4 separate regions of the Mus musculus genome follow, and regions 2, 3 and 4 are each linked to region 1. The links are chromatin loops, found by intact Hi-C in ENCODE. Cell type or tissue: left cerebral cortex. All regions are shown on one strand.

Region 1 (8,000 bases):
TCCCTCATCTCCTCTGGATCAGGACTTCTAATCTGTCACACTGTCACATTCAGGAGGCTCCAGTGCCACCTTTCCCATGGCAACATGCGGGCGGCAGAAGTGACAGAAGGTGCTGGCACATTGGCCACCATAGCCGGGGGTGTCCAATAGCAAGGGTCCTGTGTGGGGAACATGATAAATTTGCTGAATGAAAGAACCCCAAGAGGCCAGTTTGTCCTGTTGGGACTTCAGGTATGTACCACCACGTTCAGCTTATGAAATGCAGAGGATCACGCCTTGTACATGCTAGGCGGGCACACTACCAAGTGAGCCCCACTTTTTTTTCTTTTTCTCACAGGCTGCAAGGTTCTGGATCTAGAACCATCACGGATTCCGGCTCTGTCCTCGCATCAGTGGGCCTGACTCACAGGTGTTTCGCTAACCTCATTCTGTACCAGACATGCTGGAGAGAAATACATTTTAAAACCACGTGCAATTTAAAGCGAGTTTAATCTGCATGTCTGGGGTTCATTAACACGTAGATCATCAAATTAGGGATGGCTCACAGCTGTTTGACATTCGAACGGCCTTCTGAGTATCTTTAATAAGTGCCTTTAAATATCATTTTCCCTAGAATTTCAGGGCTGTGTTTCGAGCATGCTGATCTCCAAATGGGAATGTGATTCAATGCACTGGGCTCCATCCTGCAGGAGTGCTGCTAACTTGGGAAGGTTAACATAGAACCTTCTTCCTGCTTCTCCTGTCCCCACTTCAGTGAGTAGTGGCTCCTGGCTGGCCAAAGTCACATGCTCAAGTGTCCCCTTGTCTGTGGCAGACATTGGCTGTTACCCTGGTTCTCTTGTGATTCTCTGGGGGGACAGGGATTTTGGTATCCACCCCTTGCCCTGTTCCAGGGCTTCCTGGGACTTGGCTGGACAAGTGTGGTTTCTTGTTAGAGTGTTGGCCTCAGTGTGGCTCTGCAGCCCAGAAGAGAGGATGGAGGGCTATGGGTTATGCAGGAAGGGATGAATTTTTCCTCCACTTGAGCCTTGGCGATCTGGGTTGGGGCTGTATGTCTAGAGCCTTTTATCATCACTGGAGCCTTCAACGAGCCCAGGGGCAAGAGGCCAGGCAAGCCAGTTGAGGCCAGAGCTAGGCACCCAGAACTGACTGCACCTACGATGTGATTTTCTTCAGACACAAGGTCATTACGGGTCGTGAGCCCAGAAGAATGAGGTCACCTTGGAGTGGGTAAGCTGCTGATGCCCTGGGATTGAATTGTAAAAGAAAGGGGCACTGACACTACCAGGCAGCTAGAGGTGACACAAAGACACGAGATGCCAACCAGCCACAAGCCAGGAACATCAGACCTGGAGTCCAGCAGCCCTGGCAGCCCTTGGTATCACGTGTCTGTATTCCAGAAATCTGAGGAGTAAATGCCTGTTTAAGCTGTCGTGTAAGCATGAGTTTGGTTCCTAGAACAGAGAGAGAGAGAGAGAGAGAGAGAGAGAGAGAGAGAGAGAGAGAGAGAGAGAGAGAAAGGGGAGAGAGAGAGAAAGGGGAGAGAGAGAGAAAGGGGAGAGAGAGAGAGAAAGGGGAGAGAGAAAGAGAGAGAGAAAGAAAGGAAGGAAGGAAGGAAGGAAGGAAGGAAGGAAGGAAGGAAGGAAGGAAGGGAGAGAGAGAGAGAGAGAAAGAAAGAAAGAAAGAAAGAAAGAAAGAAAGAAAGAAAGAAAGAAAGGAAGGAAGGAAGGAAGGAAGGAAGGAAGGAAGGAAGGAAGGAAGGAAGGAAGGAAGGAAGGAAGGAAGGAAGAAAGAAAGAAAGAAAGAAAGAAAGAAAGAAAGAAAGAAAGAAAGAAAGAAAGAAAGAAAGAAAGAAAGAAAGAAAGAAAGAAAGAAAGAAAGAAAGAAAGAATTTGGTAGTACATGCCTGCAGTTCCAGTTCTGGGCACGTAGAGACAGTAGGATCCCTAGGGCTCACTGGCTGGCCAGTGCAGCCTAATGGGTGAGCCTCAGGCCAGTGAGAGACCCTGTCTCAAAAAAGCAAGGTAGGGGCTGGAAAGAGAGCTTAGTGCTAAGACCATGTTTTGCTCTTGCAGAAGACCTTCAGTACTCAGTGCCCAAACGATGGCTCCCAACTGCCTGTATCTCCAGTTTCAGATGGGATCTGATGCCCTCTTCTGTCCTCTGAGGGCACATGCATGCACAGACATGCTGACATTCACACATATACAGAAATCAAAAGCCCCAGACAAACAGAACAAGGCAGACGCAGCCCAGGAAAAATAGCCAGGATTGCCCTGTAGCCTTTTCGTGGATGCACACACACTTGTATGTGCACCTGCACACACACACGTGAGGCATGCATACACACTTTATGTATGCACCAGCATGCACACTTGAGGCATGCACACACACATGTATTTGCACTTGTTCACACACTTGGGGCATGGCACCTTTTATAGACAGACTGTGGGAAACTCCAGAGTGTGTGAAGTCAGAGTATGTGAGGTCAGAATAGACTCCACAAGGTATTGTCTCAAAAAAAAAAAAAAAGTCACCGTTGTCTTGTAAGGCATAGCCTGAAATGGAAGGGCTTGTGAGGCTCCTGAGTAGGGCTATGAGCCTCTAGTTAGACTAGGAGGTCCCTGATGGCAGCTTTATCCCATACTATGGGTACTGTATGCACAGAGGGTTCAGGTCCTTGCCATTGCTTTGGGAGGGCCTGGGTGCTGGCTCAGAGGGTGTGGGTCTGTCACTTGAGGCCCCCAGCCTGCAAGTGGCAAAGCCCAGATCTGACGCAGGTTTCCGGAGACTGGACATTGAATTTAAACCAAGGAGCCTGCCTTTAATCCCAGCACTCGGGAGGCAGAGGCAGGAGGATTTCTGAGTTTGAGGCCAGCCTCGTTTACAGAGTGAGTTCCAGGACAGCCAGGGCTATACAGAGAAACCCTGTCTCAAAAAACAAAAAACAAAAACAAAAACAAAAAAAACAACAAAAACACAAAAACAAAACAAAACAAAACAAAACAAAACAAAACAAACAAACAAAACAAGGAGCCTGTTGCCTCTGTCACCTCCCTGGGTGCTGGCTTCCTCTAGGGGATATGGAGGGATGCTCTGGGCTGGGTTCATTGCTGCTGCCTCCCTGACTCTGGTCCCTGATCTCTGGATTATCTGTGTGAGCTTCCTTCCTACCTCATGGGGAGCTCAGACCTGCCATCCGACAGAACAGAGGGCTGAAGACCTTAACAACAGGAACCGAGGCCACTCCTGAGGACACTGGCTGAACCCAGGCTGCTAGTGAGTTGGCAACCAGGACCCAGTCACCTGCTGCCACCTGCTGGAGACAGAGGCACGGTGGCTGGTACACCCAGACTCACTGTGCCCTACCTCCTTCCCACACTGTCAAGGGTCCGTCTAGTGACCCAGAGGCAGGTAGCTTGGTTTTGTCTGTCCCTCCAACAGGTAAAGTCACTGGAGCCATCTGACCTTGTCACTAGATCCCAGTCACAGATCTGCACCTGCCTTGTTACGCTAACTCATTCCGTATTTGCTGAATAGAGGCGGGCTCAGTCAGTCAAGACCACTCAGGCAAGAGGCTCTGGGAGCTTCTGGATGGGGCAGGAAGGAGTGGGGGGGGGTTGGTCTCCCCACAAGTCACCTCTGGGAGTCTTGCCTGCTAGAGGCCTTGCTCTATGCGAACACAACCTAAATAGGAATGTGTCCTGCTTGCCTCTGGGAGCACTCTCTCCAGAGCTGGGCCCCCCAGTGGGAGGCAAGGCTAGGTCTTCTGGTGGCTTCATTGACTCCTGAGCTGGAGCCTCGCCTCCCTTATTGCCAAGTCACGCATTTAAGGTCCAACATGGGACAGAGCTAAGCTGAGGCCCCAGTGGGCTGAGGGGCCTGGGACTGGCCAGTTACAACCACACTGTCAGGATGGCCCAAACAGGGACATCTGTTACAGTCTCTCCAAGGTGGAGGAACTTGCCTGAGGCTGCAGAGCCAGCAGAGATGCAGGCCAGGTTCTGCCTCCAGTGCTGCAGGAGTCTACTCCTCTGCATGCTACAGGCATCTGCCCTTCCCTTCTTGACCTCTCCATCCTGACGGCCCACCTGTTCTTAGGGGTGCCCTCTCTACTCCCCTATGTTCCAAGACTTCTCCACCCTTCCCTCTGTCCCGGGGGAGGCCCTCTTCCTTCAGGAGACTCATCTTGACATCCCCTTCCTTGAAGCAACTCGTCACAGGGAGAGGCCAGGTCTATGTTGCCCTACCTCCTGTCCTTCCCTTCTGTGTAGAAAAATAATAAAATGAAATGAATAAATGAACCTGCTTCTTCAGGCCCACGGCAGCCCAAGCCGCTGTCATGTCAGACTCCTGGCATTTTCTCACACAAGGCAGGCCCCTGTCTCTCACCATCAACCCTTTCTGTCTCTGGCTCTTTGTATCTTTTGTTCTCTTGGCCCGGTCATTTGCTCGGACATGTCATAGCTGAAGGCCTCGGTCACAGTGTACCTCCGAGACAGCTCCTCCCCACCTCTGCCACATCGTCTCCTTGCCTCGCCCTCTGTTTGCCTCTCTGTCCTGTCATGGCAATCTGCTGACCCTCTGACTTCCTCTCTGACTGCGTCTCTGACATGTGACCCGCAGGGCAGGGACTTGTCTCTCTTGTGCACTGCTCCCAGCTCCCATCGAGCACTCAATAAACACTCAGTAAATTAATGAATAAGTCAACTAATCAATCGAGCAATCAATCATGAAGTTGAACTGTTTGTTTTGTTTGTTTTTTTTAAGAGTTCCCGAGTCCAGAGTTGCCACAAAAAGCCAGTCTCAGTGTCCTACAAAGGCATTGCTTAGCCATGTGGTGCTCAGCAGATACTTCCGGGGCTTGGAGATACACCTCAAGTCAGGATTCAGGATTGATGCAGGTGGATGTCTGCCTTGGCCCCTGAGCCTGGTGTCCCTGAGAGACTGGTTTGTAGCAGTTGACAAAGCTGCGGTTGTCCCCCTGGGCTCCACATGAACGGAGCATCTCCACCTTCACTGTGCCCCACACAGCCTTCTCCAGGTGTGATGGTTGCTACTAACTGTCAGCTTGACACAAGTTAAAATCTCCTGGGTATCACATCCTGGGGATGCCCGCCCCCACCCCCACCTCCTCATCCCTATCAGATTTCCATTCATTCTCATAGCCATCTGGGCATCTCTCCTGTCCCTCCCCACACCTGATACTGAACCCCATCCCCTATTCCCCTCCGGATCCCCTCTCCCACCCAGTTTCCTCCCTCCATCTGCCTCCTATGACTATTTTATTCCCCCTTCTAAATGAGATTCAAGCATCCTCGCTTGGGCCTTCCTTCTTGGTTAGCTTCATTGGTCTGTACAGTGTAGCATGGGTGTCCTGTATTTCATGGCTAACATCCACTTATGCGTATGTGACACAGACCTGGGATAAGGGAGGCGCCCAAGAATCAATGGGAGTGACCTTCGCTGTGATTCACAGTACTGGGGATATGGAACCTGAAGAGGCTACCTCCTGTAGCCAGGCAGGAACCCCAGTGGAGCCATAGGGACACCAACCCACCTACACACCTTTTGACCCAAAATTTATCCTGTCTACAAGAAATGCAGGCAAGGGGGATGGATCAGAGACTGAGGGAGTGGCCAACCAATAACAAGCCCACCTTGAGACCCATCCCATGGGCAAGCTCCAATCTCTTGCACCATTAATGATATTCTGCTATGCTTGCAGACAGGAGTCTAGCATAACCATCCTCTGAGGGGCTCCCCCAGCACCTGACTCAGACAGATGCAGACACCCACAACCAAACAGTGGATGGGGCTCTTACAGAAGAATAGAAGGAAGGATTTTGGATCCCTAAAGGGACAGGAACTCCACAGGAAGACCAACAGAATCAACTAACCTGGACCCTTAGGGCTCTCAGAGACTGAACTACCAACCGAAGAACACACACAGACTGGATCTGGGTCTCCCCACACATATGCAGCAGATGTACAGCTTGGTCTTCGTGGATTGCAAACAACTGGAGTGGGGGATGTCCCAAAAGCCTTTGCCTGTACATGGGATATGTTCTTATAGCTGGGCTGCCTTGTCTGGCCTCAATGGGAGAGGATGCGCCTAGCCCCTCAGAGACCTGATATGTCAGGGTGGGGGGATACTCAGGGAGCCCCCACTTGATCAGAGGAGAAGGGGAGGGTTGGGGAAAAGATTGTAGGAGGGTGTGACTGGGATAGGGATATAAAACTAAATAGATAAAAAATAAAAGCATCCCCTGGGTAAAGGGCCTCTGGGCATGTTTGTGAGAGGTTATCTTGATTATGTTCACTGAGGTGGGAAAACCCAACCACTGTGGGCGGTACCATTCCTTAGGCAGGGAATCCCGGGCTCTATGAGGGAAGGAGAGTGAGTTGAGCTCTAGTTCTTCTCTCTTCCTCTGACTGAGGACCAGGGTGACCAGCTGCCTCGGCCTCCTGACTCTGATGGACTGCACCTTGAGCAGGGAGCTGAAAGAAGTAAAACCCTTTCTCCTTTAAGTTGTTTTTGTCTGAGGTCTCACTAGGTAGCCCTAGCTGACCTAGAACTCGCTTTATAGACCAGGCTGGCCTCGAACTCACAGAGACTCACCTTCCTCTGCCTCCCAGGTATTGGGATTAAAGGTGAGCACCACCGCATTCAGCTTGTCCGAGTATTTTATCTCAGCAACGGTAAAAACAAAACGAAACAAAGATACCAGGTTAAGGACCCTTCATTAGTCATTTAGTCACTCATTCATTAATTCATTAATTCATTCAACCTCTATTTACTGTAGAGTAGGAAAGCATTTAGTCCCCTGAACCTGGGTTCAGATCCCGCCTCTGCCACCGAGAACATCATGGCTGTCAGCCATCCGTCTAAAGCTCAGCGGTCTCAGCCTGCCCACCTGTAATTAGAGACAAGTTTCCTCTCCTTTGTGGGGGTCGGTCTGAAGAAAAGGAGTCAACCAGACCGGTCATGACACTTGACACCTGCCATAAGGGATGGTCACTTCTGTCAAGATGTCTACAAGCTGCCCGGCTGGATCCTCAGGTACATCAGACATATCAATGACCATAGGACCAAGGGACAAATATCACCAGATAGAAGAGCAGACAGCCTCAGGGAACAGTGGGCTTAAGGACTTGCCCTGGGACCACAGCTGGACTCCAAAGTCCCCATACCTGCTCAGCCAGGTCAAATCATCCACATATCTTATTTCTGTTTCATATATACATATATATATATATATACACATATACACATATACACACCTACACACATACACACATACACACATACACATATACACATATACATATACATATATATAGTATATGTGCGCATATGTATGCACATACATACATATATATAAAATTATGTATCTATTACATATATACATATATTACTTGTGTATATGTACGTACATATATATGCATATACATACATATATGTACACATATAAGCATACACATATACACACATACACACGTTTGCGCACACACACACACACACACACACACACACTTCTTTTGCAATTTTAGGGAGGGATGCAGGCCTGGGTGCACTCCCCATTCCCGGTAGGCTCTGAGTTTTCATCCACTGGCTCACTGGGAAGAATATGTCAGGAAATGGAGGTTTCAGTCAGGAGCACAAACCTCCCTTGTCCAACTGGTAGGTCCCAGAGAGATGCCGAGCCCTCTTCAGCCCAGAGCCTGGGGTCCCACATCAGTATATACAAGGAGACAGAGTCTAGGCCTGCGAGTGTAGAGACGCCAGCCAGCCTTCCCTCCCCTCTGTGGGTTCCCCACTCGCTTCAGATGCCAAGCAACTCCCTGATACAATCAGGAACACGGAGCCTCGGGACTGGCCAAGGTCACAGCCAGACCCTTACTGCAGTCTGCTGGGCCACCATGGTGATCATGAGACCCCAGAAGAGAGGCTCCACAGCCCAGCCACAGCAGAGCCTTGACTCTGCTGCCCTCTGGTG
Region 2 (8,000 bases), 500 kb before region 1:
TGGCAGTTGCCCTGGCAAGGACACCTTGGAATACGTTCCAGCCACGGGGAGTAACTTGAAGGAACCTGAGTTCCTACTGTAGAGCTGTCCTGGTCCCGCGCTGAGTCAGATGGGAGGTGGCTGAGCTGAGCCGGGATGTCATCCTGGCTGCGAGCAGCCAGCCCACAGGCCAGCCGGGGTTAATGTCTCTCCATCTCGGTGATAACTTGATCAATGGCTTCCCTTCACCCTGTTCCTCCTTGAAACTTAGGTCCTTTCTTGGCTGATTCCTGCCTGGTGAGACCCTGAGTGAGCCATTACTGCTTAATTACTGGCTAAATGGTCTAATTTGTTCTTCATTTGTTGGCGACGAGGCCAGGCCGTGGAAGCGGAGAGAGAGCAGCAATTTCTCCAGGAACTTTAGCTTTATGATAATAAATGCACTGCACCGGCCCCCTTCTTCCCTGCCAGGCTCTGACGGCAGGCAGGCGGGGTTGACCACGGCTCTACCACAGCCTAAGTAAGCCCTTCCTTCACCCTCCCACCAGCCGGCTCGTCCTTCCCTCTTAGTCTGCCATGGTCTGGACACCCTCGTGCCTTCTGCCTTCTGCCTTCTGCAAATAGGATTTGGATCCAGTCCACCTCTGACCTGATCTTCTAAGGGTTGCAGGGCCCCTGGGTAGAGGAGTGAGTCTGGCCCTCATTCACTCTTTGAAGGCAGTAGGGATGAACCCAGGTGAGCAGGTGACTCTCGGTCCAAGCACACTGATGTACACACAGAGAACTCGGGCACTCGGCTTCCTAGGGTGCTCCGAGGCTGATGAGCTGTTCTTCCCAGAGAGGAGCTGGCAGAGGAACGCACGCATTCTGATAGATTCCAAATTACTATTATAGAATAGACCGGATAAGAGGAGGCCAGAATTAACTTGTGAATGGTTTTCTTGGGAACTTGAAGCAGGTTGAGAGACAGACATTATCTTGTGACAAAAGTCTCCTCTAGGTGTGACTGCATCCCTCAGTCTTCTCTCAGTGATAGATAATGAGCTCTGAAGTGTGTGTGTGTGGGGGGGGGGCGGCGGGGAGGGAGTCGGGGTGGGTGGGACGGCGGCTGAGCTCCGAGTTTGAGCTCAGGCGAGGGAACAGAGAGCCCTTCCACATGTGTGGGAAGAAAGACCAGGGGAATGGTGGGAACCAGGTGGGGTCTGCTCACCTGTGAGGCGGAGGATGTTCAAGGCTAGCCTGAGCTAAATGTGAGATCCTGTCTCAGAAGTCCATGTTCCAACAAAGAGGGGTCGGGGGTGGGGTGGGGGAGATGTTAGAGGCTGTGCCAGTTCAACAGGACAAAGTGTCCCTTGTCAGGGTGATCCACCACAGGGAAAGTGTCTGTGCTGAGGGAACAGTACAGGCTGTTGGAAGGGGGGACCTTAGGTGGGGCACCCACAGAAGGGACAGGAAGGAAGCAGGGCCACAGGATGCGACTCTGAACTGGGGTACAGACCCACCCTGACAGCCAGCCACTCCTGACCTGTAGAGCTGGTGTGGCCCTTCAGAGTCCACTTGAGTCGGGGGTGAAGTCTGGGGGGGCTCAAGCCCTTCCCTAGGAAACAGCAAGATTTGGTTATGATGGCTTCCTGCAATGAAGCCATCCTTGAAGGAGACCGGAAGTTCAGGTCTGTGGGCAGGTGGCCTTCCCAGGAGCTGGGGTACAAAGAGTGCTTTTGGAGGACTCTGGGTGGCTCCTGTGAGACTCAGGGCAGAGGCTCCCACACCATGTCTGCTGGGCTCCAGGTCTGCTCCTCTCGGCTCTGTGCTCCAGGCGTCACGTCTACAGCTTTTATCCCGGATCCTCACCGTTTGCCGTCAGACCCAACCTGGCCACCAGATGCCTGGTAATCTTTTCTGTTCCTGTTGGGCCCAGTCTGACTCTGCTATGCCCTTCTGTAGAGGGAAGATATGACACCCCCCCCACTCTTACCAGCCAGCTCCTGGGTTTACTACCCATGGGAAGCGGTTCAGCAGCTAGGAATGTCACATCAGTTATACCTGCCCCCTCTGTTTCGTTATGCGTCTGCAAAGGGACACAACGTGTAGTGGATAAAGCAAGCCAATGCTGGATTCTGAGGGTCTGGGTATACACCCGTGCTCCCCACTAGCCAGGTGCATGATTTGAGCAGATAAACTTCTTTGTTCCTCAAGTTCCCAACCTACAGAAGGAGGAGTTATCAGGGGATGCTATACCACAGCACTAGCTGGTTCATTCCCCCACCCAACCCTGAGAGCAATGCCCAGTGCACACACACAGTACCTGTGTACCTGGCATTGGTGCGTATCTTAGTTTGTTTCTATTGCTGGGATAAACACCATGACCGAAAGCAATTAGGAAGGAGAGGGTTTATTCTAGCTTATCATAGAGGGGGGAACCTGAGAACAGAATCCGAAGCAGAGGCCACGGAGGGAATACTGCTCGCTGGCTTGCTCCCCATGGCTTGTTCAGCCTGTTTGCACTTAGAACCCAGGATACCAGCCCAGGGTGGCACTGGGCACTATGGGCTGGACCCTCCCACTTCAGTCATGAACCATGACAATCCTCCCATGACAGACTTTGCTACGAGCCAATCTGATGGAGGTGTTTCTTAGTTAAGGTTCCTTTCCCTAGATGACTCTAGCCGATGTCAAATTGACAAAAAAAAAAAAAAAAAAAAAAACCCTAACCAAGCCAGGCTGATGTTTGGTAGGTCTTTGTTCTCAGCTGCCATCTGTACTTAATTGGAATTGACCCAGAGAAGATGCAATGCTAGGAGAAACTGTCCCGACGTTCGAGCAACTGCCACATATTGCCACCAGGCAGGTTATCCTGGGACAGACAGGGTGACTAAAGAGGTGTTTTATGTTATTTGAAATGATTGTGAAAGGTTTTGTTTCCCTGATTTCTTTCTCCGTTCATATGTCACTTGTATATAGGAGGGCTGTGGATTTTTGTGAGTTGATTTTGTATCCAGCTTCTTTGCTGAAGGTGGATGTCAGCTGTCGGAGTTCGCTGGTGGGAATCTTAGGGTGGCTTATGTTTGCTATCGTATCATTTGCAGACAAAGCTACTTAAGAGTTCCCTCTTTCCTATCTGGATCCCCTTGGTCTCCCTCAGGGGACTTATTGCTCTAGCTAAGACTTCAAGCGCTATCTTGAATAGGCAGGGAGACAGTGGGCAGCCTTGTCTTGTTCCTGATTTCAGTGGAATTGCTTTGACTTTCTCTCCATTTAATTTGATGTCGGCTATAGGATGGCCATAAACTGCCTTTAGTGTGTTGAGCTATGTGCCTTGTATCCCTACTCTTTCCAGGATTTTTATCCTGGAGAGGTGCAGAAAAATATAAACACCAAGTAAGCCGAAAAACTTTCAACTCCCAATCTGTCCTGCCTGCAAGACATGCTAGGGCGATGACAGCACCGAGCTGTGGGAATAGCCAACTGAAGTCTGATTTGACTGCAAGAGATAGAAGCCATACCCAACTCTGACTGGGCAGCCAAGAGCCAGAGGCTGGATAGCCCAGAGACGTAAGATAAATCCAAACACTACTGCTCTAAAAAGTGTATCGATAAAATGGCTCCTAATAATATTCTGCTATACTCGTAGATTGTTGCCATGCCTGATTATCACCAGAGACACTTCCTCCTGAAGCATATGGGACCAGATGCAGGGACCCACAGCCAGACATCACACACACACACACACACACACACACACAGTCCTTGGAACACACAGCTCTGAATGGGATGTCTCCATCAAACCCCTCCCCTCAGGGCTCAGGGAACCTCATGGAAGAGGAGCCAGAAAGAGTGTAAGAGCTGGGGGGACGGAGGATACCAGGAGACCAAGGCCTCTACATCAACTGAGCAGGGCTCCCTTGAACTCACAGAGAGCGAACCATCAAGCACGGGGGGTGGGGGTGGAGGGGTGGGGGGTGGGCACGGGGCCACGCCAGGTCCTCTGTGTATATATTAGAGCTTCCAGCTTAATATTTTTATGGGACTCCTGAGCGTGTGAACACCTGGGTGGGGCTTTGACTCTTATGCCTGCTTTTGAGATTCTCTTCCTTCTGCTTGGTTCAGCCTTGATGTGATGGGTTTTGGTTTATTTTACTATATTTTTTATTTCGTCAAAAATAAAGAGGGTCTGTACCAGGGACAGACTGTCCCTGCTCCTCTATTACATGGCATGGGATCTAGGGCACCCCCAAGCCCAAATTGCTTATCCCCCCCCAAAAAAACTAAAGGTCCAAGGACTGAGCTCAAAGAGTCCATTATCCCCAAGTCTGGATTGCCATGTCTTAATTACTTACAGGAGCCAGAGAGGGGACCTGGACTCCCTCACCCATTATGCGCACCTGAGGTGGGAGAGAGACAGCGGTGTCCACCTCTCTGCAGGGGGGGGGACACCCATTCTCACCCACAAAGCAGTCACATTTGCCTTCCTAAGACTGTCGGGTCTTTTCAGGCTGAGGGTCCCTGGTGGTCTGCTGGGCGTGGGAACCGTAGACTGTAGGGGCCAGCAGATGGCAGCCTCTGTCCTGTGTCTACCCCTGGGGTGAAGTTTTCCAGCTGGAAGCCTCCCTTGCATCTCTAGTCAGAAGGTATAGAATTCCTGACAGCAGAATGCCCTTCCCCCAGCGTACCTGGTTTGCTCGCTTTGCCATGGCAGCTGTCAGAGACTGTGCCTCTGACGCAGATGTCTCCCAGAGTTTTTGTCTGGCCCGTGTCACCGACTGGTTCTCCTTACCCCAGCCTTCAGAAGGTATGTGCTGCAGAGTCTGGGGAGTAGCCCAATTCATCCCTGCTACCTCCCACAGGACACTCTGAGCTACTCCCATGCACGTGGCAGAGGTCCCAGGACACAACTGAGCACCTACTGTGTGCTACACAAGCACCTACTATGTGCTGCCTATCCTTTCTTCCATGGTGTGGTACAGATAGTGATAATAGGAAGGAAGTTGATGAACAGTTTCCAGAATTCCTTCCTTCCTTCCTTCCTTTCTCTCTCTCTCTCTCTCTCTCTCTCTCTCTCTCTCTCTCTCTCTCTCTCTCTGTGTGTGTGTGTGTGTGTGTGTGTGTGAGAGAGAGAGAGAGAGAGAGAGAGAGAGAGAGAGAGAGAGATAGGGTGTGTGATAGGTCAACCTTGGGTGTCATTCGGAGCTGTTCACCTTGTTTTTTGAGGCAAGATCTCTCACTGACCTTACGCTCAATGATTTAACCAGGCTGGCTGGCCAGGGAGCCCCAGAATCGACCTGCCTCTGCTTCCCCAGTGCTGGGATTGAGGGTGCAGGAAATGTGGGTTCTGGGGATTGAACTTGGACCCTCATGTGGGCACTTGATGGCAGGGCAGCATCAGAGGCAGGCAGAGCAACTGGGCGCTGTGGGGAGAGGCTCCATGCACCCAGGAGTCAGCCACACCGGGGTCTGAGCTATACATGAACTGCAGTTGTAGGACCTTGAACAAGGACTGTCTTCGGTTTCCCCATTCAGTAGAGTTGGACCAGGGTGCTCTCTGAGGCTCCTCCAGCATCTTGGCATCCGTGAACACACCTTTTCCCGGGACTAAGGCTTAACACAGCCCTCGTACGGGTGGGCTGGTTTAGGTGCAAACAGAGTGGGTTGTGTGTGGTGGGTGTCTTAGTGGCGCATCTGCTGCCAATATATTGGCAGTGCTGCCACCACAGGTCCCAATTTCAAAATGCCAGTGCTTGGGTGACAAGCCTCTCTTTTTGGGAGGAAGGCGAGTTCTGAGGTAAGGTGGAACTTATGTGTGTTTCCTCAGACCAAAGCCACCCTCTGAAAATCGCTGCTCAGGGCTGGGGAAACAGCGCCTTCTCCTCAGCAAAGAGGAGTCAAGAGGAGCATTGGAGAAGCGCTCTCCAGGAGACCTGGATTTGAATCCTGAAACTGGGTGGCTCTGGGGACACGCTCTGATTTTTCTCCGGGCGCCACCTCTCTCACTTGTCTGGGCTTCCCACGCACAGGCTGTTAAAGTGTTTTCTGGAAGAGGTGGGCTCTCGCCCAGCACTGGCTGTGCCAAGTGGGTAGGTTCTGAGGAGAGCCCGAAGGCTGGCACTGGGGAAAATGTCACCAAATCTAGCTCCTCCGAGGAGCCCAGCTCAGCAGCAGCCTTGGGTCCTTAGCAGTCCTGAACAGCAGCAGTGGCTGTATTAACAACTCCAACTGAGCATGCGCCGGATGCGCCTGATGCCTTGATGTGCCAGAGGGTCACCCTAACCCTCTGCCCTCAAGCTCTCTGCCTTTATGGACTTCACCTGAACACTGAGGGTTGCCTGTCGGACCATCAGCCCCGAAGACCTCACCAGTGGGCAACTGTCTCAGAACTGCTGGGTGGCAAAGCTTCAAGGATGCTGCCAGACAGCGGCTTGTGCTGTGCATGTGCTCAGATCCTCGCTGGGCACCGAACCTCTGCAGCCTTCACCCACCCCTGCTGACCCTGTGAGCTCAACTTTTCACTCTACTTGAAAAAACAAATAATTGTATTTATTTCATTTTCGTGCTAGTGGGTAGGTGTGCCTTAGCAGCCCATGGAGGTCAGAGGATAACTCAGAGGACTCAACCTTCTCTTTCCACTATGTGGGTTCTCGGAATTGAATACATGTTTCCCAGCTTGACCTGGCCGCAAGCGCCTGTGCCTGCTGAGCCATCTTGCCCATCTTTTGCTTTCTGCCCCTTTGCTCAAGTACTTTCCTGTCACTTGGTTGTTATCAGGGTCTAGTCACAGAGGTGGTTCACAGTTGCGCCTTCCTGAATACTGCTCTGCTCCCAGCACCCAGAGTAGTCCCTGCGTGTAGTAGATGCTCAGTAAACACCCACAGAACTAATGAAGTGTGAATACATGAATGATGTGGAGTGAGAGCATTTGCTCAGGCTCAGTCTTTCAAGGTAATGTCTTGTTGGCACAGCAGCAGACAATAGGTGAAGGATGTGCCAGAACCCAGGCTCCATACTAGCCTCAGGGACCACTTCCCCCAGCCAGGCTCAGTCTCCCAGAGGCAGAAGGAGAGTGTCACAGAATCAACCCAGTGCTGGAGAGATCTTAGATCCCTGCAAGGACATCCTGGGGCTGATCTGGAGGGAGCAGGGCTAAGGTTTGAATGTGTACCATGCTGTCTGGCCAGTGAGACCAGACTCCTAGGTAATTTGGCAGGACTCCTGGAACTGGAGAGGACTCAGACCCTCACAACAGAGGCTTCAGAGAGCATTTGGCTCCTAGGTGTCCACTGCCTTCTGCAGGGCGAAGGTCCAGGGATGAAGAGACATGGGGGTGAAGTTCTGTGTGGCAAGCAGGGACCCCTGCCCAGCAGTGCTTCCATCTGGGACCCCAGAATCTTGGGAGAATTCATTTCAGTTCTTTATAAATGATCCAACCTTGGGTAGCTCTGAGGAGTTGCTTTTATGTGCCAGGCCCTGCGACTCTGGTGCTGAGAGGAACCCATGTGTGTCACATGGGAGCTCACGATGCCTTTGAGGAGCTGGTGATGGTATGAATGTGTGTGTGTGTGCGTGTGTGCGTGTGTGCGTGTGTGTGCATACATGTGTGTTTCTACATGCATGTACATATGTCTGCATGTATGGTGTGCATGTATGTATGTGTGTGTACATGTGCATATGTGTGTGCATGTGCATGTGTGTGTGGTTGTGTATGTGCATACATGTGTCTGTATGTATGGTGTGCATGTATGTATGCGTGTGTACATGTGCATATGTGTGTGTGCATGTGCGCGTGTGTGCTTATGTATGTGCATGCATGTGTGTTCCTGCATGTATGTACATATGTGTGTGATGTGCATGTATGTGTATGTGTGTGTGCATGTACATATGTGTGCATGCTGTGTGTGCATACATGTGCATTCCTGTACACATGTACATGTGTCAGTATGTATGGTGTGCATGTGTGTACATATGCATATGTGTGTGTGCATGGGCATGTGTGTGCATATGCATGTGTGCATGTGCATGATGTGTCTATG
Region 3 (8,000 bases), 270 kb before region 1:
CCTGAGGCCTAGAGCAGTCCTGAGCATGTGGCTTGGGGTGGGAGGGAAGAAACGACATCAGATAACTTTTTCAATCCTTCTCTGCCTTTGTTTTGAGGCAGGGTCTCTCAGAGTCTTGAGGTCAGTGGTGCAGCTATAGTGGCTGCCACCGAGCTCCAAGGATCCTGTCTTTACCTCTCCAGAGCTGAGAAGAATAAGAAAGGAAGGAAGGAGGGAGGGAGGGAGGGAGGGAGGGAGGGAGGGAGGGAGGGAGGGAGAGAGGGAGGGAGGGAGAGAGAGAGGGAGAGAGGGAGGGAGGGAGAGAGGGAGAGAGGGAGAGAGAGAGAGAGGGAGAGAGGGAGGGAGGGAGAGAGAGAGGGAGAGGGAGAGAGGGAGAGAGAGAGAGGGAGAGAGAGAGAGAGAGAGGAGATTTCTGGGGAAATGTAAAAGTTGATCGAGCAAAGATTTTTATTACAGTGTGAGCTTTCCAACCACAGATAGAGTATCTTGGGATAGGTGGCTTCCCCGCTTGAAGGTGTCTAAGCATCTGTCAGAGTGGCTACCCACCAGCACGGCAGTAAGGAAGGCTCACAGCCAGCTGAGTGACTCTTTGTGGTTCTGATCTGGGGCTCTGGACTGTCCCAGGCTGCATGACCCTGCAGTGTCATGGTAGAAGGGATGGAAGATCTGATGGCGGCCTCGCTGATGGTGCCTGGGTAGCGTTCTGCAGAAAGCTGGTGTTTGGATGACTTCCGTGTGCTCTGGGAACCAGAATCACCTAGAAGTGACCTCTGAGTGGACATCCATGGGCGAGGTCAGCCATGCCTGCGAGCTGAGAGGAGAGGACACAGGAAGGAATTTTAACTGAAGAGGGCTTGTGCCCTGTGGCCCTAATAAAGCTTATCTCTGTCTGTGATACTCACTCCAAGCATAGCTAGTGCTATCCACAGGTCTGAGGACAAGGGTCATTCATTTCCTGTCATCCTCTAGAGCCCCATAGTACCCAACCCCAGCCTGCACTCCCATTTTCCTCCCCATGAGCTCTTTCTTCCATGAATACGGAAGCCGGGGGCGGGGAATTCAGAGGCATCCAGGAGCTCCCAGAGAAGGAGCAAGAACAACAGCTTAGAAAACTTACATCAGGAAGGGTGAAGACCCTGCCCAGGCCGTGAGGCTGGAGTTAGACTCTAAGACTGAGTCCTCTCTGCTGAGAGCCCCGGGAGACCAGGTCCACTGCAAGGGGAGGTGAGAACTCCTGAGTGGTTAGATCCCTAGGAAGGGCTGAGCCCTCTGAAGTAAGAGCCTGCAGGTTGACAAGACAGGGCTCAAACCCTGACTCCCCCATAGTGAGCATGAAGGCTATCCACAGTGTTGGTCAGCTGCAATGCTGGGTGTTTGACCAGCCACCTCTGAATACTCAACAGCTGGGGACAATGAGGCTCAGAGAAGTACACTAGCTGGCCCCTGGTCTCCCGTCCAGCAAGGTCCAGGTAGATCTAAACACTAGCCAGTCTGGTCATCTTGATGCAGGTCTCCAAGGTTTCTGGGCCATCCACTTCCACTCTAAAGACAGGAGGAGGATGCTGGCAGAGGAATAGACTGGGCCAGAGGCTTCAGGATGCTGTCATCAGCGCCTGGCTAGAGCCACCTGTCTGCAGAGGCACAGACCCATGAAGACATTGTCAACATCAAGCAAGGATGTGTGGGAGACACGGCACGGTTCACCTAGCCTGAGATGAGCACTCGGGGCGGAGAGGCAGCGGCAGTGTCCCCCTCCCCTCCCCATCCTTACAGAATCCTCCAAACTGAATGCTTCTTTAGAAAATGCTGGGTGAAACTGTCCAGAGGTGACTCCTTGTGGAGGCAAGACACACAGAGAGAGAAAGAGAGACCTCAGCCACCCTGGGGATGGAGGCAGGAGCCTGGGTCAACCAAGCCTGCTTGGGAGACAATTCAGCAGCTGACGCTGTGTTGCTGTTGCTGTTGTTGTTATTCTTCTGTAAGGTGGCAGAGTGACTCCGATGAGCGTAAACATGTATTGTGAAGCGGTGGTTCTTGGGGGATATGCTTTAACGGCTATAATAATCATCTTAATTGGCACATTAATTATACGAGAGCAGGTGCTTCCAAAATAATTGCGGATGTTGGAAAGCTGTTTATTTCCTTAAGTGGCTCACATGGTCCCCTTTAACCCTTGAATAGCAGACCACTCAAGGTACAACCTGGACAGGAGGGAAGCCCATCTCATCTGTCAGTGCAGAGCCTGGGTGATCCACCCCCCCGCCCCAAAATCCTCAGGTCACTCCTCAACCCTCCCGGTGGAGAAGAAGTGTCACCAGAGAGCTTGGGTTTTCACACGGAGGTCTTGTCCCAGCATGTACTCTGCTGAGACAGATAACGGAGCCTGGTGATAGAGAGGAATCCCCTAGCTTAGAGCCAGGACAGGTGTGGCATAGTGAGGGAAGAGCGGTGCAAAGGGTCTGAGGGCAGCCCACCTCAGCTTCATCCGGTGCTCAACGAGGGTCTGAAAGGGAAGGAAGGAGAAGTCTTGTGGGTCAGGGGACCTGTCCAGAATACATTATGTTCACCTGCCATGCTGTTGGGTTTGGACATAATCCATGAGGGGTGATCCAAGATGTTTAAGAGCAGCAGGCTTGCCACCATCCAATTTTATAAAGTTGCTGTCCTTGCACAGAAAGAATTGACAATATCTCCCGATTGGCACGGCCATCATGAAGCTTTGCATCCCCGCTCTGCCCACGCATCCCCCTTCTTTCCTCATCATAGCAAATGACATCACCACCCACAGATTTCCTCAGCCAGGACTCTTAAAATCTTTCCCGTCCTCTGAGTCTGTTGCCACTACTCATTCACATCTCCTCCTGTTAGTCAACTCTCAACACCTGCCAGGAGTCCATCTCTCCCCGAAGCCTTGGTCAACACTTGGAGCGGGCCACTCACTCACTGCACCCTTGTATCCTTGCCCAGCCTCCCTGTCCCCATCCACATCCCTGAGCAACCAGGGTGTCTTTGAGCATCTGTATCAGGACAGCGCCCTCCCCTGGAGTGGCTTGGTACTGCAGAATAAAACAAGAGGCCCACATGGGGGATCCTCGCATTATGCCAAAGCCCAGGAAGACGGGTGCTTGAGGAGTGCAGGGTTTTCAGCTTCACAGAAGGAAACCCTATGCCTGGGGCAGGCTGATCTGGAAGGAGAGAGAGCTTCAGAGTCTACCTTAATCAGTGAATAACAATTAGCTCCTCCCAGACTACCTTGCAACCCTACTGACCCATCCCTGTCCCCACCCTCTACCCCTACAAGCAGCCTCAGAAGCCCACAGTGCCCCTCATGGCACACTGGGGTCCCTGGAGAGGGAAGGAAACTGCTGATGTATGCAGGCCAGCCATCTAGGCAAACATTGTACTGACACTCGTCAGTTCTGGTAGGCTGTCTTTCAACTTTCTTAATTGTTATATAATTACATCACCTGCAAATAGCAATGACCTTCCTCTTCCTAATGCACGAAGAGGTAACAGGCCCCGGAGTGGCATCGTCTCCTAAGTCATCAACACTCAGATCCTGCAGCCAAGATGCTCAGATTCCAATTCACCCTCTTCTTAGACTTTCTGTGACTCTAGCAGGGTGGGCTGGAGAGACGGACAGACGGCTCAGTAGTCAAGAGTGCTTGCTGCTCCTACAGAGGACTTTCCCAAGGTTACCTGAAGCTCCAACACCAAGGGTTATAGCACCCTCTAGTGGCCTTCGAGAATACCAGCACTCACATGACATACACACATAAGCAAGCAAACAGGCAAATGAATACATGAGTGAATGAATAAATAAATCTTACTATTTAAGGTGGTTCGATGATACCCGACACAGGCTCACATAGCTGAATTCTTGGTCCCCAGTTGGTGGAACTGTTTGGGAAGGATTAGGAGGTGTGGTCTTGTTGGAGGAGGTGTGTCACTGGCTTTGAGGTTCCAGATATCAGTGCCATTCTCAGTGTCTCTGCCTCCTTCTTGTGGATCAAGATGTGAGCTCTCAGTTGTTCCTGTCGCCATGCCTTTGTTCTGCCATTGTGGTATCAGACCCTGAAACCAGAAACCCTGTTCAATGTGATCTTCATGGTGTTATAGCGATAGAAAAGTCAGTGACCCGCTATGTAAGCAGTATTTTTTACTTACTGAATTTGTCGTCATTTCTTAATTCATTCCATTGTCTGAAACTTTCAGAATTCTTGCAAAAAAAAAAACTTCTCCTGGGTTTCATTATTTAACTAATATTTATTTACCACTGATTTCTGATAAATCCTTTTTTTTATCATGCGTGGGAAGGCTCCCTCTATTTCAATTTTCCTAAAGATTTTTAATAAGGAAAGTTAATTAAATGTTCTTTAAGGACCTATTGAAGTAATCATATGGTTTTTCTCCTTTAATTTTCTAATGGGATAGATTATGTTGATGGTTTCCCTAATACGGAGCCTCTGTTGGGTTTTCATAATTTCGCTAAACAAATATCTAGTGCCCCAAATTAAAAGAACTCTCCAGTACTTATTTATTGGTATTATAAATGGAGCCTGTTTTGTTGGCTTTTCCGCAGGTCTCTGGGATGTAGGAGTGCCTGGCTATTGATTTTCTGTGTGCACTTTTTATCTACTCTACAAATGAGATGTGCTTGGCTCCTTGGCTTTCTCTCCCTCTGACTGGTCTGATCACCCTGTCTCCCCAAGTTGATGTTATCTCCTCCCCCTCTGAGGTTTTTCCGTGAATCCGTGTGTGAGGAGTGTCTATTGCAGACCAGGCACAGGGCTGGGCTCTCTGACGCTGGCTCCTGTCGCTCCCCGTAAGCCCAGAGTGGTAGCAAAAGCATCTCTTCAGCTGATGTAGCAAGGGCAGGGGTTCAAAGAGGGGAGGCCCCAAAGCCACCCTCAGGCTGGTGGAGATTCAAGCACTGTAACCCTCAAGTCACCGCCACACACCGCCACACACCGCCACACACCGCCACACACCGCCACACACCGCCACACACCGCCACACACCGCCACACACCGCCACACACCGCCACACACCGCCACACAGCCCCCCCCAACAACCCCCCCCCCTCCGCATGGTACCTTGCCCTTTGAGAGACATGAGTACCTTAACCTTGACCCAGAGAGGATGCTGGGACTGGGATCGTAGTGGTCAGAGCTGACACCGACTGGGAGGAGAGATGTTTTTACCCTAAACCTTCACAATGCTCGCTGAGGGTTCGAGTGGCTGGGGTTGGAACTGCAGCCTGCCTTACTCCTGGACTTTCCCCAGGGCTAAGTGAGACTGGTGACATCTCAATGCCCACCGGGGCCCTCTCTGCCCACCTGCCTCATAATGACTCAGCCCTGGCCTTCCTGCTGCAGCGAGCTCTCAGATGCTCTTCCTGGCCTCCAGACCAGCTCCCTCCTCTCCCCAGTGTCTGCGCCTGGCAATCCGGGTCCTCCCACCTGCTTAGCGAGCCCCAGTTACCTTAATTTCCCCCACCCCCCAGTCCTTACCTCTGGTCTCCGGCTGATTCTCAGTACCTACTTTGGGCTTCTGACCCTTGGATTTCTCTGGTCTCCTGCAAAGATGGCGGCTGACATCTTACTGGGCAGCTTCTGCTGTTGAGCGCTATGGAAGGAGGGTTCCTGCTAGGAGAGCCAAGGCAGCGGGTGCCTTGTGTGTTCCAGTCTCTGGGGCTCACATTCAATCATGTCAGACGACCGTGTCGGTTTGAGGCAGCACGTCCAGTGTGCCTGTTCGGCAGCAGAGGGCTGCTGTGCACCTGATCCCCCAAGCCCAGCAGCTCCCTGGGTACAGCTCTCTGCCCTAGACTCTTGGAATACAGTGGGAAACCCATCCTAGCTTATGTGGGACTCTGCTTCTCATTCAGGGAGGAGAGCTGAGCCCCCAAGAACTTCCTGGGCTTCACCTGAAGCCCCCACCCACTGTAAGACAGGGATACTGGGGGCTCGGGGATAAGATGTGATTTCTCAGAAGTCACCAGGCTGGAATTTGAACCCAGCCCTTCCGGTCTCAGACTTCTCTCTAGCCCGTTTCTTGTTTCCTCACAATGCTCAGCTCTGTCAGGCTGCAAGAGCACATCTGGATGCCTGGTCTATGCTGGGACAGGTGCAGCAGACATAACCCCTTCCTCCTCGGGGCTATCAAAGCCCTACCTGGGAGCCTCCACCCAAGGTGCCACCCAGTGGACACTTTGCTCATCTGGATGGCGACCTGGACCGAGAACATGATCATCCCTTGGTAGTGAGCTTCCAGAGTCCTCGCCAGAGTGGAGTATGAACATCTGAAGCCACAGTTAGGTTCTCTCAGACACTCCAGGCTCCAGACAAGCAGCTTTCTTGGTAAGGCTGGCCCCAAGCCCCTCATGGCTCTCTCTGGAAATAAGGGAACCAGCACCCCCTGTCGGGTGTTGAGGGAATCACGTGCTGTTTGTGGGAGGGCCTCCCACCGTTTCCCATTTATAGCAGAGGGTTTATATGAACACGCTAAGATTTGATCTGATCGCTGAATCACCACACCCAGCCTATGGTTTGTAAGTGGAGATACTGAGGCCCAGGTCAAGATGAGTTGACTTTCCAACCAACGAGTCCAACCAACAAGTGTGGGTTGGCATGGCGCCCAAACTGTGGTGGCTGGACATCTGTATGTACGTTCCCAGCCACCCCCTCACTCTTCACAGAGGACACATCTTGGGACCTGAGTGCTCCAGTCTCTTCTACACAGTTCCACTATGGGGCTCTGGAGATGACTCAGAACACAAAGCGCTTGCCATGCAACTGAGAACAGCTGAGCTCCTATCTCCAGATCCATACGAAGCCAGCGCAGGCCCCTCACTCCAACACTCCTCCAGGGAGACTGAAGGCAGAAGCAAGAGAATTCCCAGAAGCCCGTGGGCTAGCAGTGAACGACACGGAGACCCTGCCTCAAAGCAAAATGGCAGGTAGAGAGACCCACATGGGCTGTCCTGTGTCCTCCACGTGCGCACCAGGGATCGAGGGGGCCTGTGCTCAGCCACACACAAACATGAGCTGACACATAAAATGCCACAACATCTGAATTTACCCTACACAGTCCCCCGCGGGCTTGAGTCACCTCTGGGTGACGTCTGCTGATTATTTAATTATTCGCCTTGTTCCCCGTTCATATTACTGTACTCGTTTGAGAAACATCAGTAGGGCTGGAGGGATGATGGCTCAGCAGTCAGGAGTGCTTGCTGTTCTTGTATGGTCCCTGGGTTCTGATCCCAACACACACATCAGGTGGCCCACAGCCATCTGCAGATCCAATGCAGTCCCCACGTGCAATGCACACACGCATACACAAGAATAAAAATCTTTTAAGAAGGACAAAAAGAAGGAGAAAAATGCAGACACAGCAAATGTGTATCCTGGTTGTATCTCCAGTCTGTCCTCAGTTGATCACCACAAACTCAAAACCCAAGACAGTTAAGGGAAGAGCCACCCCTGTTCCGTCTCCCTCCTCCCCCAAAACTCCTCTCCTATACACACGGATGTATTAGCTGACAGAAATAAAATTTAAAAAGCCCAGAGTTGTCTCTGAGACCTGGGGCATTGGTAAGGGGCACAACTGCCCACAGAGCCTGAAGAAGAAGCCCAGACAGCTTGTAGGGATTAAAGGCTCCCAGGCTGAGACGTGCCTGGCTCTTTTCTGCTGCCCCCCCCCCCGCACCCCAGGGGTGACTGAGTCTGTGCACGCCCCAGGACCTGGCAGACCTGGCCAACTGGACTTTTCTGAGAGATTCAAGGCACTGGGTTGAACCCCCCTCTGCTCTCACACAGTGCAGGGCTTGCTCTCAGCAAGCAGTGCTCAGTGGCAGTTTTCTCTCTGTGGCTCTGTGGAGGTCTGTGGCCTGATTGATGGAGGCCCCTGTAGAAAGTGGTGCTGGGATTTTCCATTAGAACTGGGAAGCTCGCTGTTAGAGCTTTTTAGAAGGTCAGAGGGTAGGCTTGGAAAATACT
Region 4 (8,000 bases), 200 kb before region 1:
TGGTACCTTCTATCAAGCCCACCCAATTCCCCCAAACATCAGTTACTGCTTCCAGGACCTCCTGTGTCCCCCTGCATCCCTGATCCCCAGGAAAGAGCCACACAGCGGCTGACCCTCCTCCAATCATTAGTCGTCTTCCTTGTTCCTGGGAGCCAGGAAGTTATTTTCTAGGTGTGTGTGTGTGTGTGTGTGTGTGTGTGTGTGTGTGTGTGTGTGTGTGTGTGTGTGTGTGTTGGTATTAGTGTATGTGTAGGGGGGGTGGGTGTTTGTATTTGTGTGGGTGTGTTTGTATTCATGTGTGTGTGTGTGTGTGTGTGTGTGTATGTGTAGCTGCATCTTTGGGTAGGGTGCATATGATGCCAGAGATCTAACTGTCCACACTGACAGGGTCTTTCAATAGCTTGGTGTATTCGCCAGGGTTCTCTAGAGTCACAGAACTTATGGATAGACTCTCTATAGTAAGGAAATTTGTTATGATAACTTACAGTCTGTAGTCCAATTCCCCAACAATGGTCAGCTGTGAATGGGAAATCCAAGGATCTAGTAGTTGCTCAGTGCCACAAGGCTAGTAGATCTCAACCGATGTGCTGGCAAGTCAATGCAAGCAGGAGAAGAAGAGCAGATCTTCCTTCTTCCCATGTCCTCCTGTAGGCCTCCAGCAGAAGGTGTGGCCCAGATTAAAGGGTGTGTGCCACCATGCCTGGATCTGGGACTTGTTTTGTCCCAGGCTGACCTTGAACTCAGAGCTCTCCTTGCCTCAGTCTCCTGGGATTCATAGACCCTATGCTTCAAGATCTCCATGCCAAGATCCAGGTCAGAACCTTGTATCTCCCAGCCTCAAGATCTGGATCACAGGTGAGCATTCTAATTCTGGATTGTAGTTCATTCCAGATGTAGTCAAGTTGATAACCAGGAATAGCCACTACACCTAGGTTTCAGTGACTAAGTTAGTCTGGCTGGCAAGCCAGCCCCAGGGATCTGTCTCGGTCTCCCCAGCCCTGGGATTGCAAAGGCACCCCCAGCAGCCTCAGCTTTTATTTTAACATGGGAGAGATTTCGTTTTATTTTTGGGCTTCAAGATCACGGGGAGGGGTGTGTGGGGTGGAGCAAGGTCCAGATAACCTGTAGCCTCAGCCCCCTGAACAGCTGTGACTATAGGCATGTTACTACTTACTAAGGACAACTTTGTTGGGGGGGGGGTCTTTTTTGTTTTCCTTGCTACTTTGTTTCAAAAAAAATCTTCAGTGTCTGGGGTGGAGAGAGAGAGCCTTCCCTTTACTCCTGCAGGGCAATGGCTAGAGAGAGGGCTGCCACTCCCAGTTCGAACAGATGCTTTGCCTTTCTGAAGGGGTTGGGGCAGAAAGTGGGCCCAACCTCACCAGCCAAGAACACCACATCAACTGGGTCACAGAATCCTGTCTCATGGAGACTTCTGCTCACAGCAACCATTGCCACAGGGCTCTGAGTGCCACTATGCATCCGTCCCTATAGGAGCGCTACCTGGCACGGTTTATCAGGTCGCCCTTCCTCAAGCACCTGCAGGGAGTGTTCATGCCAGGCCCTGTAGCTGGGCCCATCCTCTCTTCATCTGCTGCTGGCCAGTGTCACACCCCTCTCCTTAGTATTCTTGCCTGTTAAATGGGAGGTGGCCAGCCACTCTGGCATGCTGGACCTGAGGACTCTCTGCTGAAACCGGGCAAGTCAGGGACACCCCTCCTGCCACCCCACACAGACCCAGGACTTAGATGGTCACACCGGTTAGATAAGCAGGCTGTACTAGGCAGTCTGGGAAGGGAAGAACAAAACTATTTACATTCCGTGTCTGTGGGGGAGGTGCCTTTGCTCAAGGGACAGGCACTGTGTGTGGAGGCCAGAGGTCAGTCTCAAGGACTGTTCCTTAATGTCACCTATATTGTGTTTTGAGAGGGGCCTTTATGGAGTGCGTCCATTAGCTTAGAATCCTCTTGTCTCTGCCTCCTTCATGCTGGGATTACAAGTACTCCTCACCATGGCAAGTGCTCCCGCATCATGGCAAGTGCTCCCCACCATGGCAAGTGCTCCCCACCATGCAAGCCATTTTCACATGGATTCTGGGTTCTGGATTCTGGAACTTGAACTTAGGTTCTTGCAAGGCAAAAAACACTGAGATGTCTTCTCAACTCCAGGGACAGCCTCTTCCTTCATCTGCCCCTCCCCCCATGTCACCTTTGTGAATCCACCCTTCTCCAGCGGGCTTTTGCAAAGGGCTTTCTGAAAGAGAAAATTGAGGTGCGTCACAAGAGGTGTGTGTAGGTGTAAGGCCGTCGCCATTTTTAATTCTAGACTGTTCTGTCCTGTCTTCTGGGAGTTCAACTTCCCTCTTTGTTACCAAGTGGCTCAGGGATGTGCCCACACAGTGCTTGAGGGTGACTCAAGTATCACCACTGCAGGTGACTTTCATCAAGTCAGATGACACATGCTGCCCTTGGCCTGGGTCCAGAGTCTGTGTTTCTTCTAGACTAGGCTTGACTCTAAGTCCATCTCTAGGGGGAATGAAAGTCAGGGAGGCATTGAAGCTAGCAGAAGTGGCTAGGAACAGAGAGGCTCCAGAGAGCAGGATAGAGGCTGTCGTGAATGTGTGTGTGTGTATGCGTGTGTGAGTGTGTGAATGTTTGTGTGTGTGATTAGCTTTCTGACAGCCCCCGTGGTTGAGGGGAACCCTGAAGGGCTGTGACATCTGTCCTTTAATTCTGTCCATTGGCACCTGCTATGGTCCAAGCATATGCAAGTTCTACCTTCCGGTTTGGGGGTTGGAGAAGCCCCCACCTGGAACCACCTAGCCTGTTTTATGGGCAAATTTCAACAGAAGGAAAGTCCCAGATCACAGGGAGAACCAAGAACAGGAGACCCCAGGTATGTGCACTGGCCAGCTGTAGCCTCAGCTCCCCACCCCCACCCCCTGCAGAGCCTGTGAGATGCCTTGGCCCACCTTTGGCTGGCAGGCTCCCAGGGGGATTTCTGTGCTTGCCTAAGGTTGATCAATGTATCCAGCACCAAGCGGGGTCTTCCACTGAGGAGCCCACCCCCAGCCAAGTTGTCAGTATCCTTTCCTGTTGTCCCCAGATACCTCCCGGGGGCCCAATTCTCCCACCAGTAACTAGTCTGTCTCCCAGGCTTGGGACATTGAAAGGGACTATGAGGGAGGTTGCCTCTAAGCGGAAGATAGAAGGCTAGGAAGACAGCTAGGGACAGGGAACAGCTGGGGCTGGCTGAGCAAGTGCACATCTGGACGACTGGCCCATATTAAATTATTCCCAGTCCCGGGCCAAACTCTTCCAATTGCACAGGCACAAACACGAGACGAGACACAGGGCAGGAACCGCACTTCACCTTTAGCTTTCCTACAAGGAGTAAGCAGCTCTTATTAGCAAATGTCCAACAGCACCCAAGGCTGCCAGAGACTTTACGGCCATTTTTATTAGCTCTGCCAAGGCAAAGCAAGCATCAGCACCAGTGGGCATGACTCTGAACTGAGAGGGAAACAGGTGTTTGAGGGAGACACGGGGGGCTGCAGAGGAGGCAGCAGAGCAGCCATTGGAGGCAGCCCGGTGGCTTCAAGAGCTGGACAAACTTCATAACCCCACACTTGGTCTCTTTCCAGCAGGGGTGAGGGACAGCTGAGCCCAGCAGGCTCTCAGCTCATAAGATTGCAGGGGGTGTGTTTAACCTACTTGCAAGAAAGAACTCTTCCCAGCCCCTCAGAGGCTTGGTTTCCATGCAAACAATGCTGTCCAAATGAAAAGGTACTTTCATCTCTTCATTAAAGTGCGGCCTCAGAGGACCCATTGCTACCTGAATCCGCACTCTTAGCCCGCAACGAGGTGCCTCGAGTGTATAAATGAAGACGTTTGAATTACAAAATGCCGTTTAAATAGAGTGCATTATACAAGTTTGGTCCTGAAGAGTCTCCTCATTTGATTGCTGGATTTTGGCACGAGACATGAGGCCACACGCCATTTTCTTCCCTCCATCTGTTCCCTCCTTCCTCCTTTTTGGGCCTGAGCCAGATCTGAGCTTGCAGCTACACTGGACTTGATCCTTACAAAGGAAGCCTGGAGTGGGCTGCAAGTGTGGGGAGGGATGGGTTGCATCCCCACGGTTAGGAGATCACCATGGCAGCAGGATGCAGGTGGAGCAGACTGGATGGGCTGGGGAAGGGGGGTGGAGGGAAGAGAGGAGAACAGAAAAGAGAGGTCCTGTTCGAAGGAGAGGCCCATGATGGAAGGAAGGAAGAAGTCTGTCTGTCCCTGAATGTATGTACCCTACCAATGCAAGGAATGGGGAAGAGGGGACCAGAGGAACCGGCTTGCATCTCAGTGACAAACCACTCCCTACCACTTTCCCAATCTGTTTTGTCTGGTTGGTACTGCTGTATCGGGGCCTGAAAAGTTTATACTCCACCACTAGGGTTCACCCACGGCCCAGGAGCCTTTCCACCCATGCTGCACCCCTGCTGCCTGCTGGATTTGGAGTTCTGGTGTAAAGCTCACTGCCAATGAGCACCTTAGCTAGGGAAGCAGGTTGGATGCCCAGGACAGGTGTGCAGAAGAGATGCTTTTAGGAGGCTCACGAGTGGCCTACGTAGAACGGCAGAGCTCAATCAGAGGAGCTGGCTCAGCAGGTAAAGGCATGATAGTACACATCTCCACGTACGCATGCGCTCGTCTGAGCTCAACCCCTGGGAAAAGAGAAATGACTCCACAATGTTGTCCCCTAGCCACCAATACATGCCACAAATCACACGCCTATATGTGTACATCCACTCACACCCAAAATAATACACTTTGAACATAATTAAATCTGAGAGGATTGGGAAACTGACTCACCAGGTAAAGGTGTTTGCTGCCGAGCTGGACAACCCGAATCTGACTCCCAGAACCTACTTACGGTGAAAGAAAACTGACCCCCACTGCTTGTCATCTGACCTCTACACGTGTGTCACGCCATGTCTATGCTTATGCACACCAATGCACATACAATAAATAAATAAATGTGATGACATTTTTAAACACAAAAAATAAAGGCCAAAAAGGCACTGAGGCGAGGGAAGGGGTACTTATCGGAGCCCTTTAGAGCAGTGGTTCTCAACCTGTGGGTCGCGACCCCTTCGGGGAGTTGAACAACCCATTTGCGGGGGTGGCATATCAGAATCAGATATTGTGAGCATCAAATATTTACATTACAATTCATAACAGTAGCAAAATTACAGTTATGAAGTAGCAACAAAAATAATTTTATGGGTGGAGGTTTCCACAATGTGAGGAACTGTGTTAAAGGGTGGCAGTGTTAGGAAGGTTGAGCACACCCAGCCATGTTGTCCCTCTGTGAGCACACAGGAGAAACGAAAGCAGATACCCATGGATGCATTGCGGCTGCCTGGCTAATGGTGAGAGCCTAAAGCAACACAAGCGACCATCAGTGGTCAGACAGATAAAGATGCCCACATGGCGGGATAACACTCACAGCCAGATCCACACAATGGCTCGTGGTCTGGTGGTATGGACAAAGGAATGGCAAGGTAGTGACAAAAAATGGGGCTCTGCGTTAAAGGCTCCAACCCCAAACTGGTGCTACACCAAGTTAAAAGATTTTAAAAAAAAAATATATATGTATGTGGGTGGAGGGAGACAGAGATAGAGTGTCACGGAGAGATAGAGCAAGTGTGTGTGTGTGTGTGTGTGTGTGTGTGTGTGTGTGTGTGTGTGTGTGTGTGTGCGCACGCGTGCCCTCCACAGCACATGTATGTAGGCCAAAGAGCATCTTTCAGAGGTAGTGGAATCTCTTCTTCTACCACACTGAATCAGTACTTTCCTTCTTGTGGTCCCTGCCCCTGTGCTAGCTGACCCACAGCTTCCCAGTGACTCTCCTGTCTCCACCTCTCCTCTCACCACAGGGATTAGATGCATTCTACTGTATCCAGCTAGCACTTCATGTGGGGTTTGGGAATCAAACTCAGAAAGCACTTTAATCTACTAAACCATCTCCCCAACCCAGTGGATGAGCTTTAAGAGGTGGGTCCCGGTGAGCAGTCTTTAAGTTATTTACGGTATATCCTTAAAGGGGAGAACAAGACCTGCCTCTTCCTCACTTATCGTTTCTGGGTTATTCTGCTTCTCCTTGCCACCCACATTCTGTCACAGGCCTGAGAGAGCAGGGCCAAACTCTACCACCTGAAATTTCTGAAACAATGAGTCCAGAAGAGCCCTACTTTTGTTTAAGGTGATTGACTCAGGTATTTTGTTACAGCAGCAAAACTAACACAGAAAAGCAACAAGGTTGCATGCCCCATAAGATACAATTTAGAAGGCTGGAGAGATGCCTCAGAAGTTAAGAGCACTGACTGCTCTTCCAGAGGTCCTGAGTTCAATGCCTAGCAACCACATGGTGGCTCACAACCATCTGTAATAGGATCTGATGCCATTTTCTGGTGTGTCTGAAAATAGCGACAGTGGATTTACATACATAAAATAAATAAATAAATCCTTTTAAAAAAAAGATACAATTTAGAGATTGCAGATCCTTGGCAATGTGTTTCCTAGGGATAGGTGTGGATAGTACGGCCATAGGGCTAGATAAGGAATCTCTGGCTTGTTTGTTTGTTTGTTTGTTTGTTTGTTTGTTTATATAAGGTCTCTGTCTGCATGAATGCCTGCATGCCAGAGAGGGTATCAGATCCTCTTATACATGGTTGCAAGATGCCATGTGGTTGCTAGGACCTGAACCCAGGACCTATGGAAGAGCAACCAGTGCTCTTAACCATGGCGCCATCTCTCCAGCCCCAAATCTGTGGTCTTGTAAGCATGGGGGAGTGGACTGCAAAAATAATGACGAAGCTTCAGGGCAGGCAATGCGTGGGATCACTACGTTGATGGTGGCCATAGTTTCAACATGCTGGAACCTGTTAAATACGCCTGCCGTGTAGTTCAGCAGTTACACTTCAAGAACGCTTAGGACAAAACTTAAAACCAGCAAGCACTGGGGAAGCGGCTCAGTTGGTGAAACACTTGCTGTGTAATTGTGAGGACCTGAGATTGAACCTGACACCCATGTAGAAAGCCAGGCACGAAAACACATGCTTTCATACACACACACCTGTTTGCATGTGCAGTCACATGCATGTGAACACACCACCACATGTACACACACACACACACACACACACACACACACACATACACACACACACAAATGAGCAATAAAAATAAATGCAGAAGAAAGGGAAGATAGAGAGATGACTTGGTGGTTAAGAGCACACGCTCCTCTTCCGGAGCACCCAAGTCCGATTCCCGGTACCATATTAGATGGCTCACAAACACCTGTATCTCTAGCTGGGGACATCTGCTGCCTCTGGCATCCTTGGGCACCTCCAGCCCTGTGCACAGACACATCCACATAATTAAAGATAAGAAATAATAATGTAGCAAAATTTAAAGTGTAGAAAACCCCTGCAGAATGGTGAGACTCTTGGGCTACATGCTACACAACGGTAAAACTAACCTAGCAAAATACAAAACCCCCGAAGGTGACAAGGTGGGACTGGTTGTTTTTTATTATTATTATTGTTATTGTTATTATTATTATTATATTTAGGATGACCTTGCTCCTGAGGCAGGTTCATTACTGTCCAGCTCAATTCCTCTGAGAAGGAGGGAGGTGTCTACGCAGACAGGTCAGAAAAACAAGTCCCCAGTGTCTCCATTCACGCGTGCGTCTGGCTGGCTGCTGGCTAGAGACTAAGCATTGAAAACAGCATGAGGCAGTGGCTTAATAATTTGTCTTAAAATTTTAATCAATTAATGGCATAGGAGAAAGTAGGGCAAGCGCTGAGAGCTTGCCAGGCTCAGTTCTCTGGGTGTTTGTGCATTCCTTCATGGGGTCTCTTTAAAGATCCACCGCTGGCTTTCCCCGTTCCCCAGCAAGGCCACAGGGTCGAACCCTGCATCCTTTCCCTGGTCAGGTTC

Evidence for each region. Peaks named below come from ENCODE experiments on the same cell type or tissue, not always from the same donor. Only the 100,000 strongest peaks of a DNase experiment are listed, where the experiment ranks them.
Region 2: it touches region 1 in a loop (2.9-fold over the local background); 2 of 42 quality-filtered maps call a loop at or near these places.
Region 3: a loop joins it to region 1, with 3 times the contacts of the local background. A loop is called at or near these places in 9 of 42 quality-filtered maps.
Region 4: it touches region 1 in a loop (3-fold over the local background); 4 of 42 quality-filtered maps call a loop at or near these places.

The regions. Positions count from the first base shown.
Region 1 is chr4:139,872,780-139,880,779 of GRCm38, reverse strand. No RefSeq gene overlaps it. Among named protein-coding and RNA genes, the nearest start is that of Gm1667, 34 kb to the left of the region's middle. In left cerebral cortex, CTCF peaks have their summits at 2,159 (motif pointing left), 3,324 (motif pointing left) and 7,993 (motif pointing left); DNase peaks (open chromatin) are centred at 2,131, 3,305 and 7,986.
Region 2 is chr4:140,369,661-140,377,660 of GRCm38, reverse strand. No RefSeq gene overlaps it. Among named protein-coding and RNA genes, the nearest start is that of Gm13016, 6.8 kb to the left of the region's middle. In left cerebral cortex, a CTCF peak has its summit at 4,516 (motif pointing right); DNase peaks (open chromatin) are centred at 4,655, 5,643 and 6,016; H3K27ac peaks cover 1,027 bases.
Region 3 is chr4:140,139,108-140,147,107 of GRCm38, reverse strand. All of the region lies in intron 2 of Igsf21 (immunoglobulin superfamily, member 21), which reads left to right. Gm13029 (predicted gene 13029) reads right to left here and starts at 4,235. Exons shown (of 3, transcript NR_153821.1): 1 at 3,831-4,235; 2 at 3,468-3,627; 3 at 2,120-2,503. In left cerebral cortex, CTCF peaks have their summits at 3,032 (motif pointing left), 3,739 (motif pointing left), 5,218 and 6,432; DNase peaks (open chromatin) are centred at 1,100, 2,768, 6,435 and 6,729; H3K27ac peaks cover 93 bases.
Region 4 is chr4:140,073,080-140,081,079 of GRCm38, reverse strand. All of the region lies in intron 3 of Igsf21 (immunoglobulin superfamily, member 21), which reads left to right. It overlaps Gm52685 (a long non-coding RNA gene), which reads right to left. Exons shown (of 3, transcript XR_003955142.1): 3 at 7,812-8,000. Among named protein-coding and RNA genes, the nearest start is that of Gm52685, 6.9 kb to the right of the region's middle. In left cerebral cortex, a CTCF peak has its summit at 4,448; DNase peaks (open chromatin) are centred at 3,658, 4,043 and 4,463; H3K27ac peaks cover 1,440 bases.